Linked DNA regions of Homo sapiens: regions 1 and 3 are each linked to region 2. A link is an interaction called in ENCODE POLR2A ChIA-PET data of the cell type or tissue named here. Cell type or tissue: PC-9. All regions are shown on one strand. Links, peaks and the distances in the headings refer to the core of each region. The heading gives the core; the rest is flanking DNA. Region 1 overlaps MYO15A (myosin XVA). Region 2 has its middle 23 kb from the start of MPRIP. Region 3 overlaps TOM1L2 (target of myb1 like 2 membrane trafficking protein).

Region 1 (5,000 bases), core at 1-5,000, 1.1 Mb before region 2:
GGAAGACACTGCAAGGCTTTTGGGAGGCCCTCCACTGTCCCAACTCACCCTTCCAGAAAGATTTCCACAAACTTCCCAAAGCGGCTGGAGTTGTCGTTCCTGACGGTTTTGGCATTACCGAAGGACTCCAAGAGGGGTGTTGCCTCCAGGATCTGGACTCCAGAAGGAGATGTGGGAATTGAGGGGCTAGGCACTGTTCTGGGGGCCTGGGTGGGGGGCATAGCTGGGGACACCCAGACATGAGCCTTCCCAAGGACCTCCCTTTATGAGAGATGACCAGAGGTGGGCTCCCTAGAGAATCCTGAGGTCTCTCCAGTGCCCCCCAGTGTTTCCCACCCCATGCTGCCCAACTCCCACACAGCAAGCCCCATGCTTCCCCATTCCAGCCTCCATGGCCCCCCACAGCAGCCCCTGACCACAAGCCCCAGCCCTGCCTAGGACAGGCCTTTGGATGTCCTTTCCTGCCTGTCCCTCCACCCACACAGGAGCAGGCACATCCACACGCATTTTCCTGGACAGACACACACACACACACACACACACACACACACACACACACACACACACACACACTGAGTACCTTTATCTTCAAGAGCGTCCAGGAGGGAGGACAAAGAGACAGACAAGAACAGAATGGAGTCACTAGCAGGACCGACCACCACTCTCTCCAGGAGACTAGGAGCCTCAGACCAGGGAGGGACTAGTAAAAACCTGTGAGGCTCAGAGACCCCAGGGGTCCAGGCTTGGGGACTGCCATGGGGTCTCCAAGGTATGAAAATATGCTGAGTTTGCCTTCCAAACAGCTCTGGGGATGTCCTCTTCTCCCCACCCCCATGGCTACCACCAGCCAAGGATCCTCCCTGGCCTTCCTCACTGTTCCCTGACACCCAGGCCCACTCCTGCCTCTGACCATTGGCATCTCCTGTTCCCTCTGCTTGGAAGTCACTGCTCCCACGCACCTGCATGCCCCACCCCCCAACCCCTTACCTCTCACAGGAAGGCCACCAGAATTCTCTCTCCAGTAGCCCTCAGCCCCATTGGCAAACTCTCTATTTTCTTGGGTATTATTGTCTGTCTCCCCACTAGAATGTCAAATCCTACAGGCACGGATCTACTGTTTGCACATCTCTGAGTCCCCAGCGTCTACACAGACCTGGTGCTTAATAGGCTCTCAAAAATATCTGCTAAAGGGATGGAAAAAGGAATAGCATCGGCTGGGCATGGTGGCTCACGCCTGTAATTTCAGGAGTTTGGGAGGCCGAGGTGGGCAGATCACGAGGCCCGGAGATCCAGACTATCCTGACCAACATGGTGAAACACTGTCTGTACTAAAAATACAAAAAATTAGCCGGGCGTGGTCGTGGGCGCCTGTAGTCCCAGCTACTTGGGAGGCTGAGGCAGGAGAACTGCTTGAACCTGGGAGGCAGACATTGCAGTGAGCCAAGATGGCACCACTGCACTCCAGCCTGGTGACAGAGTGAGACTGTCTAAAAAAAAACAAAAACAAAAACAAAAAACAAAAGGAATACCATCTCACGGGCAGAGCTGCCCAGGGGTGACCATGGCTGATCACAAGCTCCCACCTATTTAAGCACCTACTGTGTGCCAGACACATTGCCCTGATAATGCCGTTGTTAACAATCCCATGAGGTAGGTACTAATATCACCCCTGTTTTGCAGATTAGGAAACTGAAGCTTAGAGAGGTGAAATGACATGCCCAGGGACTCCAGAGTCCACTCGAGTGATGAGCATGGGCCTAGTGTGTACGTGGCACTTTCTTCAGCTGAGGCACTTCCTCAGGATAATCTTTTAGGGAAGAAGCAAAGGAGGTCCAGTCACCACAGAAACAATACCTGTAATTTTGGGGATGGGGCCAGTTCCCTCCATCTGTCCCATTTAGTCCAGGAAATACTGCACCCATTGCATAAAGGAGTAAACTGAGGTCCAGAGAGGGATGGGGCTGGCCTGTGATTGCTCAATAAGTCAAGGTCTGCCTGGGCTTTCCTGTGTACTATCCCTTAGTCTGGGAAGCCCTTGAGGACAGGTTGGCTGCTTCTCTGTTCCCGGTGCCCAGCATACAGCAGGGCATAAAGCCAGCGGATGGAGTGGGTAAACACCAGAAGGGTGGAACCTGTGGTCCAGGCCTTAGCCAGTCAGGGCAGAGCATTCCCTGTGCTACGTGGTTGGCTCCAGTGAGGACATATGACCAAAACTTGCCCAGTGAGACGGAGCTCTGAATGTTTCATTTCTGAAATGTTGGGAGGGTTGATCATTATGGTGCCAGCTTGCTGACCAATAGGAGACAGATTGAGGATGATGCCTATACATGGGGGAGGGTGGAGCCAAGACAAGAAACATTGTTTAAGATTCTGGATCCAGCCATGCCTAAAACTGAACTGGACTGTTTGATTATCTGAGGAGGGAAGAGCCATGTCTAGGAAAGGAGCCCCATGGTCATCACAGCTGGCAGGCACATCCTCACACATTCTGTGTGCCTGGCACACACAAACTCCCAGACTCAGCCACATCCACAGCTCCATCCGTCCTCCCTGACAGCTCTCTGCCATGGACTGCAAATCTCAGCTCCTGCACCACCTCACTCCTCCCTTCTTAGGCCTCAGTGTTCCCATCTATAAATGGATACAAGTGTACCTACCTCCCAGGGTTGCCGTAAAGCTCCGGTGTGACGATAACTGAAGGAACCCAGCACTGTGCCTGGCCACAGGAGGTGCACGAGGTACACTTACTTCTTTCCCTGCCTACCTACCTAGTCATTCCACAAGTCTGACCTGAAAGGTTTTGAAAACTCTGGAGCAAGGGATGATCTGTTTGGTCATCAGGAGGCCTGGGCTGGGATGGGAGACCCTGGCAGGCCAAGGCAGGCATCAGAGGGGGCCAGGCCAGGCTGGAACCTGACTGCAAAGCCTGAGCAGCCTCCACCTACGCCCCCAGGATCACCTTGCTGGGCTCGCCCCTGGCTAGGACATTGTGCCATGTGCAAACCTTTGTGGGCCCCAGGGTTGGGGAAGTCTGGGTCTGTGGTTCTGGAGTCTGAGCTGGCAGGCCAGTCCCACCTTCTCCTGAGCTCCAGGCTGGTGGTGCATCCATCACCTCCCTGCCATCTCTGTGTAGATGCCTAGCAGACACCTCTTCTCAACAAACCTGCTCCTCCTCCACTGCCCAGCCTGCCTCCATGCTGCCTGTGGCTCAGACCGAATGTCTGGGGTCACCCTCCGACAGTTCTCCCTCTCACACCCCAGTCTGTCTTCTCTGTAGGTTGCTGGCTGGCTTTGACCTGCACCTGGACCCAATCTGCTTGCACCTCAAAGTGCAGGCGCTCCTCCCTCTGCCTCTTCACTGTTCCCCTAGACTTTCCTAGAGCCCACTCTCTTGTCTTCTCAGTACAGCCTACCCTGACCACCACACTTACGATTGCAACCCCCAACACTCGCCACCCTTCTCTTCACTTTTTTCCTCCACAACTCACCACCTACCCTTTCACATACACATAATTTACTTATATAAGTGTATATATATATATATATATATATATATCTTTTTTTTTCTTCCCACCTCCACCACTAGAATGAAGTTCCCATAAGGGTGTGAACATTTGCCTGAGTTGCCGCTACCCCTCCCCAGTGCCTAGCCTGGGACTGGCACACAGTAGGTCTTCAGTAGATCTTTACTGAGGGAACGGATGCAGTTCTACCATTCTCAGGCTCAGAGGGCTTAGCACTGTCTTTGTCAGCAAAGCTCCAATCCTTCAGACTCTGGCCTGGCATCTACTGCCTCCCCCACCCCACCCCTAACCCACACTCAGGCCTGCCCTGCCTCTTGACCGCTGGGGGCTGCATAGCTTCTGGGTGTGAGAATATGGTGGCCCCAGGGCCATGACCAGGAAGGTGAGGCCAGGTGGGAGAGATGGGATGACTCCCCTTCCCTATGTGGACTCCCCTTCCCTATGTGGTCTCCACTCTGAACTGGACCCGGAGGGCTGGAAGCAGGAGCTGCCACAGAAACACAGACAGGCAGGAACTCTCACCCCTCAGGCACACCCCTGGGAAGGGTGGCAGAAAAAGCAGCCCTGGGCAAGGCCCCCTTCTGGAACTCAGCCTCCTCATCTTCCTGGTGGGCCAAGGAGCCTTGCCTCTTCGGGAGTACATGAGGTGTGCTTATCAAAGGGTGTTCAGCCTAGGGTCCTGGGGAGACAGGTAGACTCACCTGCTGCATGACCTCCCGTTTCTGGTTCATGGCGGCCAGGTAGCGCAGAATCAGCTTGGTGGCCTCAGTTTTGCCAGAGCCGCTCTCTCCACTGACCGAGCAAAGGGGCAGAGTGAGCTCCAACCTTTCGCTGCCTCTTCTGGGGCACCCTGACTCCCATCATGAAGCAAGAGGATATGTACGGTGGGCCAACCCAGAGGTACCAGGCAATCTTCCAAGGTCCCACAGCAGTTCTGGCCAGATGCAGGCCTGCTACCTAAGGTCCCCCATTTATCCCCCACATAAAGGCAGCCCACTCACCTAATGATTATGCACTGGTTCTGTTTGGCATCGAGCATTTTGGCGAAGGCGAGATTTGCAACAGCAAAGAGGTGCCTGGGGAGACAGGTCATTAGAGCTGGCCCCTGCCTCTAAGCTCCCACACCTCCCAGGGATTGGGCAGGGAGCATCCGTATCCAGCCAAACAGCCAATCCTGCCCACCCCTCACCCTGTTGGGGGAATGCTCCCACCCCCATCCTGGTCTGAACGACAGTGGCCTCCAACCTGTAGCTTCGGCCCTGCCTGGGGAGAGACTGTCAGATTGAGTAGGTGGGCTGCCTTTCCCCATTACCTCTGACTCATGGCTCAGGTGCAGCCGGGATCCAGGCTCCCAGAGCAGGGGAAAGAGGGGCCCAAGAGACCCCAGGGCAGCGCCCCCGAGACACTCACGGGGGATTCTCTCCCAGGGCCCGTCCGTTGTACTGCTGCACCTGCTCCGGCCCATAGATTCCAAAC
Region 2 (6,348 bases), core at 730-5,729:
CAGGGCCTGGCCCAGAGGCAGTGCTCAGGGAAGGTGTGGGATATTCCCTGAGAGTGGGAAGGGGCCACCAGGCTGCTGGGTTGGACCTGGCTCCCCAGCCACTGCAGCCTTCCCCTCTCCCAGCCAGCAGGCTCAGCTCCAGCCCCAGCCCCACTTCAGTAACCGCCACGCGCATTGATGGGGAACTCACTGCCTTAGGAGGTGGTCACCCCACTGCTGACCACCAGGGAGGGGCGCCCATAGCCCCTTCTACTTGAGAGATAGTCCAGTGGCAAGCCCAAGGTGAAAGGCTCAGAGGACAGATGTGTCTGGGGACATGGAGTGGTCTCACCTGTCGCCACTGACCCTGTGCCTGGTACTGGTCCTGGGCTTTCCTTGTGTTTCATTCTCCCAACAGCTGCAAGAGAAGGACTCTAATGATCCCATGGAAAGATGGGCTCCAAGGGGCACAGTGCTGGCCAGATGTCCCATGGCCAGGACCCGAGCTCATTCTGCACACCATGCCCTCCTTATTAACTCATCACACCCAGCAGCAGACCCAAGGCCCTGGGACTGAGACCTGCCTCTGCCCAGGGACTCCCAAGCTCACCTGGTCATCAAGCCTCCACTGCCCTAGCCCGGGGTGGGTTGCCTGCATGGCACCCCGGGCAAGGAAGATCTGGGCCTACCGGATGAGCTAGGTCTGTCAGCCCTTTTGTTTATAGAAGCTTTTGGGGGGCCTTGTGGCCAGGTGTTGAAACAAAGGTGTCTGTGTCTCCATAAGTCCATTTGGATTTCATCCTACTTGCGTAGGATGAAAAATCTACATTTTTCACCCAAGATGATGCCTTATCTGGCAAACACTGTGCCGTGATGGGTTTATAGGCGCTGTGGCTGAAAGGCAACCCTAGCCCTAAAGGAGAGGCTGTTTCAGATTCCCCTGTGAGCTGGAAGTGGTGGGAGGAGAGCAGGCTTCCTTATCCCAGTGTCATGACCAGGCCAGGCCAGCCCTGCACCCTCTTCACCAAGGTCCTGCCTAGCTCTGCTCCGGGGCAGGCTGAGCTGGGAAACAAGTCAGTAAGTCCATAGTACAGCTGGGGGCCCCTCCTTCAGTGAAAAGGCACAATCGTGCTTCTCAGGAACCAGCTTCAGATGGAGCCCAGAGGGGTGGGAGGGAGGGGACTGGTCTCCCCTCCTACCACACTGGCATTCTTTCCTCAAAACCTTGCAAAATATGACTGTGCGGCTCCCTGCTGTGGCACGGCACTTGTGGCATCATCGAAATGCCAGTAGGGGCTGGCACCGGGCTGCCCACGGCCCCAGCAGGCACTGTCCCCGCTCCCCTGGGCTATGAGGAGCTAAGCGGGTGGGCCCCTCCCACTTCGTCTGAGGCCCAAGAATGCTGTCATCTGGCCACCCACAGCTTTATCAGTGTGGCCTTTCTCAGGATTGCTGGGACAAAGGGCGTGGGTGTTTTCAGGACTCCGGCGGATTCTGGGAATGTCTCTGCCTTCCCAAATCGCCAGTTCCCGGAGGAGGACAGGACCCTCACCCACCTCCTCACTAAAGGAGAAACTGAGGCCCAGAGCAGGGTAGGGACTTGTCTGAGGTCATGCCTGCTTTGTTGGTGAGAATCGGACCTTACTTACCATTTCTGGGTCACAGGCTCCTTTGACAATGTGAAGGAAATTCTAGACCCATTACTCCAATGCCCAAGGGCCAGGCCTGCGGTGTTGATGGCTGGCATGGTCTGCTCGGCATGGGATTTGTCTGGAGCCCATGTCCCCCACCTCTGGCTCACTGTGGCCCTGCAGGGCACCCGGTCGTCCAGTGTTTCAGAGGAGCCAAAGAGCCATCTTTCTGTGTGAAAGCTACTCATGTTCAAATGTTGGCAATGCATTAAAAATGTAAAACTAGACCGGGCACGGTGGCTCACGCCTGTAATCCCAGCACTTTGGGAGGCCAAGGCAGGCGTATTACGAGGTCAGCAGATCGAGACCATCCTGGTTAACATGGTGAGACCCTGTCTCTACTAACAATACAAAAAAATTAGCCGGGTGTGGTGGCGGGTGCCTGTAGTCCCAGCTACTCGGGAGGCTGAGGCAGGAGAATGGCGTGAACCTGGGAGGCGGAGCTTGTAGTGAGCTGAGATGGCGCCACTGCACTCCAGCCTGGGCAACAGAGTGAGACTCCGTCTCAAAAAAAAAAAAAAAAAAAAGGTAAAACTATATATTATGTCAGCCCAATTAAACATCTGTGGGCCAGATGCGGGCTGAGGACCACCAGAATGGGACCCTTGCTCTCGATCCTCTTCCTGTGAAAAAGCGCACACCATAGCATGGGCCTGGGAAGCTCATCACCCAGGCAAGAGGCCTGTCACCTGAAGCTGGTGGCCATGCGGTTTCCGTGACAGGCACTGGTGGAGTTGACAGAGTTCTGGACAAGGAGTCGCAGGCTGGCCGTCAGGCTGGCTTGCCCAGACTTGCCATGAGGAACTCCACAAGCATCTCTTTCCAGTTGAAGAGCCTGGAGCCCAGAGTGGCCGAACAAGCTGGCCAGGCCCCCCGCCGAAGGAGTCAGGGAGCTGGGAGGAGGTGAGGTCAGAGCGGAGGTGGCTCATCACTCCGGGCCGTGGCTTGAGGAAGCAGAAGAGGGTGGGATCCAACTTTGTTCCTGCACTTGGCCCTTAATTTGTTGAAGCTCAGTGGTCAGTTCACATCGGGGGTCAGAGTGACTCTGGGGTGCGAGATGACTAAGTACCCACAGGGCCCAGGCTGGGGACACAGCCTTCCCAAGGAGTCAGACACAGCCAATTCTCACTCCTGGACAGGGAGGTGAGCACAACATACCAATAACAAGCTCTGGGGACCCTGGATAGGGGGCTGGGCCGCCTGGCCTTTCGCCTGCTGCCCAGTTGTGTGTGAGAGGCAGTAATCACCTCCCTGGTTCAATTTCCTTCTCCCTTCCCACCCAAAGTTTCTTACCTGACAGATTGGGGGCAGTGTGGGGTGGTGAGAAGAGAGCAGTCTGGGACCAGGTGCACCTGTCTAGGTACAATTCTGGGCCAAGGGACCTTGGGCCATTCCCTTCCCTTCTCTGAACCTGTTTCCTGAAGTGTTAAGTGAAAAGGGGCAGTGGAGAGTGGGGCACGAGGTCACCAATGGAAAGCCACGTCTGGGCCACTTCACGCCCTCTCCCCTTCCCAGGTGCCCTGCAGTGAAAATGGTCACATCCCAGCTGTCGCTCTCCCTTCCTGTGGTCCAGATCCCAAGTCCTGACTGCAGAGTCTGCTAAAAACACAAATCGAGTCTGGCCACCTTCCACCTCACCCTCTCCTCTTGGCTCCTCCATGCCCCCAGAACCACACTTGGTTGCCCCCATGGCTTCCTGGCCCTGAGGCCTGCTCCCCACCCCCGCTGCCATGTCCTTTCTCCCCACTGCCAGCCTCTGTTCAGGACCTCAAAATCCTCATTCTTTCCTGCCTCGGGACCTTTGCACTCACCATGCCCCAACCCAAGCTAGTCTTTGTAGTCCGCCCCCTCCAAGCCACCTTCCCCACTCCCCCAAAACAACCTCCTCTGTCCTTGGCCCTCAGAGCTGCCCATGGAGCTGCCACCATCCCCCTGCCTTGAGTTCCCATCTCCCTGTGTGCCCACTTGGTTCTCATCTGCCCCCTGCCCCACCAGGATGGAAGATCCATCAGATTAGGCAGCAGACCCCTCCTGCCCGTCCCATGTCCCCAGCTGAACTGGAATGTTCAGCAACCATGAATGAATTCTGGAATCTATATTGGGCCTTAGACAGGCCAAACACTCTGTCCTGGGCTGTGGCCCTGGGCAAGTCTGGTGTGAGCCCTGTCTAGGGAGGGGCCCTGGAGGGGGAAAGCTGCCTGATGGTCCTCGCCTGAGGACACCTGCCCCTGAGCGTGGATATGGGCCCTGAAGCTCTGTACCCGGCCAGACAGGTTCGACAGGATTGCTGTGGACAGAACTCACTCAGCCTCTGTTCAGAACAGCGTGTCCCTCACCTGCGGGAGGTCTGAGGGCTCCTGGCCCAGGAGGTCTGGCTGAGCCTCTCTCTCCCTGGCCTGGGGACTCTTCCTCAGCCTCCCTGGCCTTCAGGGCCCACCTCACCATCCTCCAACAACACCTACCAGGAGTCTGCGATGCACAGGGGCTCTGCCTGGAGTTGGGGGTTCAGCGGTGAGCAGGAAGGATGGATCCCAACCTTTTGTGGGAGTCATAGTTCAGGAACATCAGGTGACATCGAGTGGCTAGGGCCTGAGAGTGGGGATACATGTATGTCTCTGGGAAGAGCCCTGGCTATGGTGGGCTCCCCCGACCTGAGAGGAGGATCTGAGCGTATGTGGAGGGGTCCAGAAAACACCAGTTGCTGAGTCAGGAAATGAGGCAGGAAGTGAGGCAGGCAAGAGAAAGAGCCGAGGCAGGCTGTGCCAGGGAGCACTCTGGGCACCTGAACCTCCATCCCTGGGGGAGGATCCCTTCCTGGCGGGGTGGAGGGGGTGACAGGGAGCGCTGTGGGCACATGGAGCTCCCTCCCTGGGGGAGCAGAACATACCTCAGAGGCTCCCCAGCCCGGCCAGCCAGCTGGGGTGTTGAACCCAACTCTCACGGGCATTGGCTGCCAGCAGTTCTGGGTTGATGGTGATGGAGCTGGTTCTGCGGTTCCCCGTGGGGTGCAATGTGTCGCAGAGAAAGCCCCAGGCAGCCAGAAGCACGGCCCATATCCTTGTGGCCGGGCCTGGGGTGTGGGTACTGGGAAAGCTTCTGCCACAATCTCTAAGGCCCTTTTCATGGCCATGGAAGGAGTGCTCACTCCCACATAGTCACATCTCTCACCCAGTGCCACGGCCTGCCTGCTAGAAACACCATGGCCACCACAGTGTTCCCAGGTACACTCAGAATAAAAGCCTGTCAGACCAACGAGCAGGATCCCACCTGTGTCCAAGCCATCCTGCCTGACTGCTTTGGCTCACTCTCTCTGTCCCAGCCAGTCTGGAGCCACACTTTATTGCAGCGCTTCGGCTCCTTCCAACTGCACGGCCTTCCCTGGGCCACTTCCCCTGCCTAGAAGGCTCTTTGCCCATTGTTTCCATTTCTGCCAGGTCTTGGTTACATGGTCTTGGTTGGAGGATGGTCTCTCTGATCGACACCCCTGCCCGTGGGACCCTCTCCCTGTGGCCTCCATGCTCAAAATGCTCATTCTCACCTGCCTCAGGGCCTTTGCACTTGCCATGCCCCAACCCAAGCTAGTCTTTCCAGGCCATCTTCTCCAAGCCACCTCCCCACTTCCCCAAACAGGCTCCTCTGTCCTTGGCCTACAGGGCAGCTATGGTTGCCTTTGCATGTGGAGTTGGTGCTCACTATGGCACAGCCCTGCCTGTAAGCTGGGGAATCCAGCCATTGAGGAGTGCTTGCCAAGAGAAAGAACGAACCCTCAACAGTGATTCAGAAAGGGTCTCCTGGACCCACATGTGTCCCCCAACACAGTGTGTGACCTGGGACAGCTCCCCCTCTGCACCGCATCTCCTCTGTCCACTGTGGTGATTGGTCCCCAAAATCCCCAAGGGCCCTGCTGGCCCTGGCCTTTGAAGCTCTGGGACACAATTATCAAGGGAGACCCACTACCTACACTCCCAGAGCTGAGAGCCCAAACAAGCTCTTAAATCAATCAGCGACATCACCTTCCAAGTGAAGAAAACAGGACCTCTGGCCTAGACATGAGGACAGGGCGGAGGAGGCTGCAAACGCCCCTGAGCGAGCTGGCTAGGAAGGGTCACTAGTTGCCTGGACCTGGAAGTTGAGGGACCCACAGAGAAAAGCAGGGAATCTCAGCTGGAAGATGGGGACGACATCAACTCAGACCCTCAGACTCAACCTGGTAAGGGAGAGTGGATACATCAAGACTCCTCACACCATTGAAATCAGCTCTGGCTAAGTCTAGCCAAGGCAAAGCAAGCAAGGAATGTGCTGGGAGGTTATAGGTTAGCTCACAAAACCAAAAGAAGAAGTAAAAAACCACATCCTGGAAAGGACTGGTTTGGATATGAGTTTTAGGTAGCCGAACGGGAAGCCCTTGGATGAATGAATTCTCTCTGCTTTCATCCTCAAGTCACTCTACTCAAGATCCAAATTTCCTTAATATATAAAGAGCTCCTAACAATCAATAAGACAAATAAAACTTCAATAGAAAAAACTTCCACAAGTATGGACATGAACAGATAGTTCACAGAACAGGAAGTAGAAATGGTCCTGGAGCTTATAAACAATGTTTAGCCTTATTTATAATCAGAGAAGTGCAAATGGAAACTAGAGTTCAAGACTATTTTTCAACTATCAGATTGGCAAT
Region 3 (6,348 bases), core at 533-5,532, 920 kb before region 2:
ACTGTTAGGGAGAGAAAGTCACACTAGAGAGGGCTGGCCTCTCTTTGCAAAGGTTTAATTCAGATGGAAGATACTTCAGTAATGGGTAGAAACAAATTACTTAGAGGCTGTCTGTATATCAAGGTTCTTCATTTTATCCTTTTCATCCCATTACTGAGTAGCTGCATTATAACTTATTGGTGAAACACTTGGGTTCAGAGGTCAGACAGAATGGAATTCTAGTCCAGGTGCCACTGCTTGCTGTGTGTGTGTCTGGGCAAGTCATTTAGCTTCTCTGGGCGGCCCCACCCCAGTGTATAGAAAGTGAGAATTATAAGTTTCGACCTAGACCGGGTGTGGTGGCTAATGCTTATAATCCCAGTACTTTAGGAGGCCAAGGTGGGGCGGTCACTTTAGCAAGACCTCTTTACAAAATATTAAAAAAAAAAAAAAACCCTTTCAACCTTTGCCTCATGGTGAGGATTAAATAAAGTAATGAGTTAAGGCATGTAGGATATTATAAGTCAGTAAAGGTTAGGTAGTATTGGTTTGTGACTATCTGCCTGCTGGGTTGCGTCCCTGTGCATTTATGAGTATGTGGGTAGAAGTGGAATCTGGAGAGATTTGTAACCTCATGCCTATCTTGAGTCTCATTGGCTTTTTCCAGAGCACGTCGTCACTCCATTCTCTAGTGGAGGATTGAGTGGCTCCTGTATTCCTCCCCAGTGCCTCTCCTGGTAGTCATTTATTATATAGAACATCCTAGTCAGAGCGGGACTGTTGTCAGCCTTATGTTACCAGTGAAGAAGGCAGCTTCAGGCCACTGCAGTGAAATCAAAGGCACCAAGGGTCTAAGAGGTAGAAGGAGCTCTCTGGGTTGCTGAGGGCAAGGTCTTAGGCACAGCAGGCACCCCTTCTAGAACGTCCTGCCAGGTGGCTACCCGCCCAGACTTGTATACCTCCAGTAATGGAAAACTCATTATCTCATAGGCAGCACATCCCACGTTGGTCTCTTCTCCAGTTAAATGAAAATGACTTGCTTAATTGGATCTAACTGCCTCCCTCTCATTTCTACCTGTAGTCCTGGGTCCTCTCCTCTTCCCATTGCACCACGCTGGGTGAGAGGGAGTAACACAGAGGGAGGTCTCTGCTCTTGGTGGCATTGTGTTCTGGAGAGAGCCCTCCAAAGCAGAGCCACCGTATGGCAAAATCCCAGTCAAGCCTTTGTGTGGACATCAGTGGAGACCTTTCTGTGAGTGGCAGGAATGGAGTGTGGTTCTCTATTAGGCAGTGTCAGATGCAGGTGGACTGGTGAGACATGAAGGAGACCAATGCGGGAGCTGTCTTTAAGCTTAAGAGCTATGATTTGGAGCCCAGTGTGGAGTGCTAACCTTTCCACATGCCCCCCTCCACTGTGCAGCTCTCTCAAATGTACTTTGTTATGCTCTTGCATGAGTGGTGTTCACCTCTGCATTATTTAGTGTCATTTATCCTTGCACTTTCTCATTCCTACAGCCTGCAGGAAAAGAGACTGTAGCATGTGGGCTGTGTGTCATTGCTGAGCAGTTTGTCAGCCTTAGAAAGCTGCTCATGAGCTGAGAGCACATGATACCAGCAGGTGACGCAAAGCCTGCATGACTTGGGGTCCTCAATCACTGGGAAAGGCCCTCCCCCACTGGTGACACAAAAAGGCAGGAAAGAACCTTTGTTTCATCTGGTTCATATGTGACAGCCTTCATTTGCTACAGATCTTTGGCCCTCACCATTCTTACCTGTGAAAGTCCCCTAATCCGAGCCTGATGGGACCCAGGTGTGAGGCATTGATCATGGCTGGTTATTCATCAGGGGTGGATATTGGCACACAGGCTACCATTTCCTTATTGGTTGACTCTGATCAAAGATAAAAATAAAAATGTCGGTGTTCCTTGAATAGGATTACAGTAGAATGCTTGTTACAAAACCGGAGGAGGGAATTCATTAGGCTTTTATGATCATCACTTCTGTGGGAGGAAGGGTTCATGTTGAATAGCCTGCCAGATAACTCTGGAATATGTACCACTGGAGTAGGGACAATTTGCCAGGCATTGCTCTCCTTTATCCTTTGGGGCTGCAGGGACAGATGGCCTCCAGCCTTCTTTCTGCTCCCCTGGCATTTGTCACAACATGCTATGGGTCAGGAGACCCTAAGCAGAAAGATCGTGGGAGGTCAGCACGGCAGGGTACAAGAGGCCAGTTCAACTCTGAGCCCTCATGGTATGAGGCAGCTTTAGAACAATGTGGAAGAATCAAAGAGGTTGAACTTAGACTGTTAAAAAGCCTTTTTCCCCTGAAAATTTGAAAGCAGAAAGAAATGTAGAGAAGTAGAGAAAAATTTTCATTATCCCACTACACAAAGGTTACTACTATAAACATTTTGGTGTATTTTCTTCCTGTATTATTAAAACATTTTTCTTTACAGAGATAATGCTGTAAGTACAATTTTGTGCCCTGTTTTTCCCACTTAATATAGAATAATCATTTTTAATTAAAAAACAGCTTATAAATATCATTATTAAATGACTACATAATATTCCCTTATGTGGATGAATACATTGCATTTCATGTTACCATTCCTCTAATGTTGGACATTTAGATTATTTCTTTTCTTTTTTTCCTTGCTATTATAATTAATGCAGTGATAAACATCTTAGGGCTTATATCTTTGCATTTCAGATTATTTACATATAATAAATTCCTTTAAATAGAATTACCATGTCAAAGGGTATGCTTGTTTTTAAGTTTCTTATTCTCCAAAAAATTTATATTGCTTTACATATGCTTAGTTTTTATGGAGACCCCACCTAACCTGGCCCAGGTTGGGGCAGGGGCACTAGTGTGAGGAACAGGGTTGGGGAAAACTTCCTGGAAGAAGGGTTTTAGGCCACATCCTGAAGGTGTTAAATGTTAACAAGAGTAGAAGCAGATAGGATGGTGGGGAGAGACTGTCCTAGATATCCAGGCAGAGAGAACAGAATGTGTGAAAACCCAGAGCTGCTGAAGGGCACACGCCTGGGGGAGCTAAGGCCAGAGGCCGAAGGGAGGGTGGAGAGAGATGGGCTGCAGAGGAAGACAGGGCAGGAGCAAGCGAGGCCAAGTGACAGAATGTAGACTTTGTCCTAACAGCAGTGGGAAACCGTAAAGGAGCTATAAATGCAGGCCAGTGACATGATGAGATTTGCATTCCAGAAAAGCCACTAGCTGCTGGGTGGAGGATGGACTGGGTAGGATAGGAGGGGAAGACCTCCCTTCTGGGAGACCAGTTCAGACTGTTGCACAAGGCAGGCACCACCAGTGTGAGTCATTCCTCAGAATTTGCTAAATTGATAGGTGGAAGTGCATTTCACTTAAATTTTCATTTCTGTAATTCCTGCTGAGGTTGAATATTTTTAGGTTGATTTGCCAACTGTATTTCATCACTTGTGACCTCGTTCCTTATGTCCTAATGGCTCTTGGAGCATGATGGCATCATTGGTGGACTTTAGAGATGGTATAATAAGGTGTATAATTCAGCTTTGCATTGGATCCCATAGAGACCCAGGGAGGAGGTGACTTGCCCTGGGTCCCTGGGACCAGGATTGGGGCTTCCAGGTGCACCATCCTCTGCTTTCTCCAGTCCTCTAAGCTACCTCCTAGAGCAGGCACAGTTACCAGGACCTTGGAAAGCACAGCTCGGCAAGCTCAAGGTCTACTGACAAGAAAGAGCAGTAAGAGGATGTGGAGAAGGTCACTTTTCTGCCATTCAGATTTGGAGGAAGAGGTTCAGAATGCAGCAAGCCCAATTTAAATCAAGGAGTTCTTAACAACTGGGGGCATCTTTGTTTCAGAAGAAGCTCAGCTAAGGCTGTTATTTGCCAACAGATTATAAGCATTTGCTAGAGTAGAAAGATGTATAGAGAATAGAGCCTTCAGTATGAAGTTACCTCCCTAGACCTGACTCACAGTTCAGCTGCCTCCCCAAAGTTAACAGCATCCAACTTGTAGATCTTGCCTATTAATGTATTTATTAGTTTGCTTGTTTGATAGCCACAGAGGCTTCCTGAGGAAATTGTGGGCAAGGGTTTGCCGAGAATGTACCAATTGGAAAAACTTTTCTTAATAGCTGGCTGCTTTCTATGCTGTGGGGTCTTGTGCATTTTGGTTCCTCTCAGAGGGTGGCTGGCTTTGTATGCAGTGCACATGGTGCCCTGAGTTCCACTCTAATTGCTATGTGCAGGATAGCTGAGTGCAGCACGGTGGCTGAGTAATGAACCCGCATTTCTCTTTGCAGCTTCTCTATTAGGAAATCTCAGGAACCTGGAGCCTGTGTTTCATTCTGAAGGTTTTCCCCTGTTAAATCTGAATGATTTCAGATTGTTAAAACACTACCATTGTAGGCAGTGGCCTTGTCACCGTGCCCTGCATACACAGTCATGCCCTTGCTTTGGATGCCGTTCTTATTTGCCTTTTAATTTTACCCAAAGACCAGATAAGATGAAATATCGCATATTGTTATTTCTGATGGCTGTATAGGTCGACACATTTTTAAAAATCATAAATCTTGTTACAAAATAAATATGTATTTTTAGGAGAAAAATTTTAGAAATTATCCCCCTAAACAAAACAAAACAAAACAAAACACAGTAAGACATAATTACTCTCACTACTAAGATGTTTGCCATTGTTACCGTATCAGGGGCTAGCCTTTCAGGCTTTGTTCCTTTGCCTAGGTATATACTGTTTTTTTGTGTGGTTTTTATTTTTGAGACAGGGTTTCACTCTGTCTCCCTGGCTGGATTTAATGACATCATAGCTCACTGCAGCCTTGATCCCCGGGCTCAAGTGATACCCCTCCCTCAGCCTCCCAAGTAGCTGAGACTACAGGAGCACACCAACATATCTGGCTAATTTCAACACTGTTTTTGTAGAGACAAAGTCTCACTATGTTGCCCAGGCTGGTCTTGAACTCCTGGGCTTAAGCAGTCCTCCCACCTTGGCCTCCTAAAGTGCTGGGATTGGAGCACTTTGAAAATGGCTACCATGCCCAGCCAGGTATACACTTTTAATATAAAACTGTACATACTTTTAATATAAAATATAAAAAATATACTAGTTTGTGTCTTGATTTCCCCCCACTTAATGTGTGATGCACACTTGCCTACTCAGATTTTTTTTTCCTAACCTAGTATCTAAATGTGTCTGTGGATTAGGGGCAAGCCTTTCCAGGCAGTGAGTCACCTTGTGGGATAATACTGTCATCTCAGGCAGGGTCTCATGCTTCAGCCATGTTTTGGGCCCAAGTCACATTCTTTAAATATTGTCTAGGGTGGCAGATCATCATCTTTTGAAGGATGGATTTGATTAAAAAAATAAGCCAATACTTTTTCACACCCCAGTGTTGGATGCTGAGCAAGGCCATTTAGGCAAACTTGAGTTGTGGTTGTAACAAACGAGTGGGTTTTCTGGGTGACTTGTAGGGGAAGGAAAGAGGATGAGAGTAAATATCCATCAGACAACTATTATGGCTCCACCAGGCTAAACATTTTAAAGCCAGATCTAGACCTCTGCATAAGTACTGTAAGTGTGGTGGTGGCCCTCAAAATGATGCTTAGGGGGCATCAGAACCTCCTGGGGAGCTTGGTGAAAAGCCCATGAGGCCAGGATTGATGGGGGTCAAGGGAAAGAGGCCCCAAGGGAATATGAACCTCATCTGTAATTGCAGTAGACACTGTTCCACAGGCTCCCAATACCTGTTCCTCATTTCTTCTTTTCTGACGGAGTCTGATTTTGTTTGGATTGCCTATGTGCCCAGCTATATTCTCTTACTTAGTTTCCCTTGCAGCTAGGGGTGACTGTATGACACAGCTCTGGCCTATGAACAAGAGGCAGGAGCTCCTGAGGAGAGCACCTCTTCATAAATAAGATGGCAAAGTCCTTTGGCCCTTTCGTGTTCTTCCTGCCTGCTTTATAGACTGCCAGGTAGAGCAGTGGTGCCTTGCAGCTGGAAGGATGGAAAGGAGGGAAGCCTCAGGCCAAGGATGGCAGAGGAAGAAGACAAAAAGTTCCTGGGTCCTTTATGGAATCCTTGAGTGGATTCCATAAATCCACTCCAGCTCTATACTGCCTGCTTCTAGATTTCTTCTTGTTCCCTGAGAAAAATAACCCCCATCTGTTTAAACGACTGTTAGTTTTTTAATTGCTTGCAGCTGAATGCAATCATAACTGATAAGGTAATGTTTTAATATTTTACAAGGGGGAAATGTATTTACATATTGTGCAATTAAAAATGAAAAATAATTTAAATCCCCACAGATTTCTGGGCCCCACATCAGATGCACTGAAACAGAATCTTTG

What was found. ChIA-PET counts read pairs that join two places held together with the same protein. Peaks named below come from ENCODE experiments on the same cell type or tissue, not always from the same donor. Only the 100,000 strongest peaks of a DNase experiment are listed, where the experiment ranks them.
Region 1: POLR2A ChIA-PET joins it to region 2 with 7 read pairs; 1 of 35 experiments calls an interaction of 5 or more read pairs at or near these places.
Region 3: POLR2A ChIA-PET joins it to region 2 with 5 read pairs; 1 of 35 experiments calls an interaction of 5 or more read pairs at or near these places.

The regions. Positions count from the first base shown.
Region 1 is chr17:18,126,391-18,131,390 of GRCh38, reverse strand. It overlaps MYO15A (myosin XVA), which reads right to left. Exons shown (of 66, transcript NM_016239.4): 5 at 4,935-5,000; 6 at 4,526-4,600; 7 at 4,226-4,316; 8 at 581-586; 9 at 49-152. Among named protein-coding and RNA genes, the nearest start is that of MYO15A, 20 kb to the right of the region's middle. In PC-9, for the core only: no CTCF peak of the experiment used is centred there; a DNase peak (open chromatin) is centred at 2,220; H3K27me3 peaks cover 978 bases.
Region 2 is chr17:17,016,401-17,022,748 of GRCh38, reverse strand. No RefSeq gene overlaps it. Among named protein-coding and RNA genes, the nearest start is that of MPRIP, 23 kb to the left of the region's middle. RefSeq lists an enhancer at 2,030-2,977. In PC-9, for the core only: a CTCF peak has its summit at 2,996; DNase peaks (open chromatin) are centred at 1,138, 1,688, 2,658 and 3,928; H3K4me3 peaks cover 2,109 bases; H3K27ac peaks cover 5,000 bases.
Region 3 is chr17:17,932,852-17,939,199 of GRCh38, reverse strand. The region is part of intron 1 of TOM1L2 (target of myb1 like 2 membrane trafficking protein); the gene reads left to right. Among named protein-coding and RNA genes, the nearest start is that of TOM1L2, 36 kb to the left of the region's middle. RefSeq lists an enhancer at 181-270. In PC-9, for the core only: no CTCF peak of the experiment used is centred there; a DNase peak (open chromatin) is centred at 3,299; H3K4me3 peaks cover 324 bases; H3K27ac peaks cover 1,384 bases.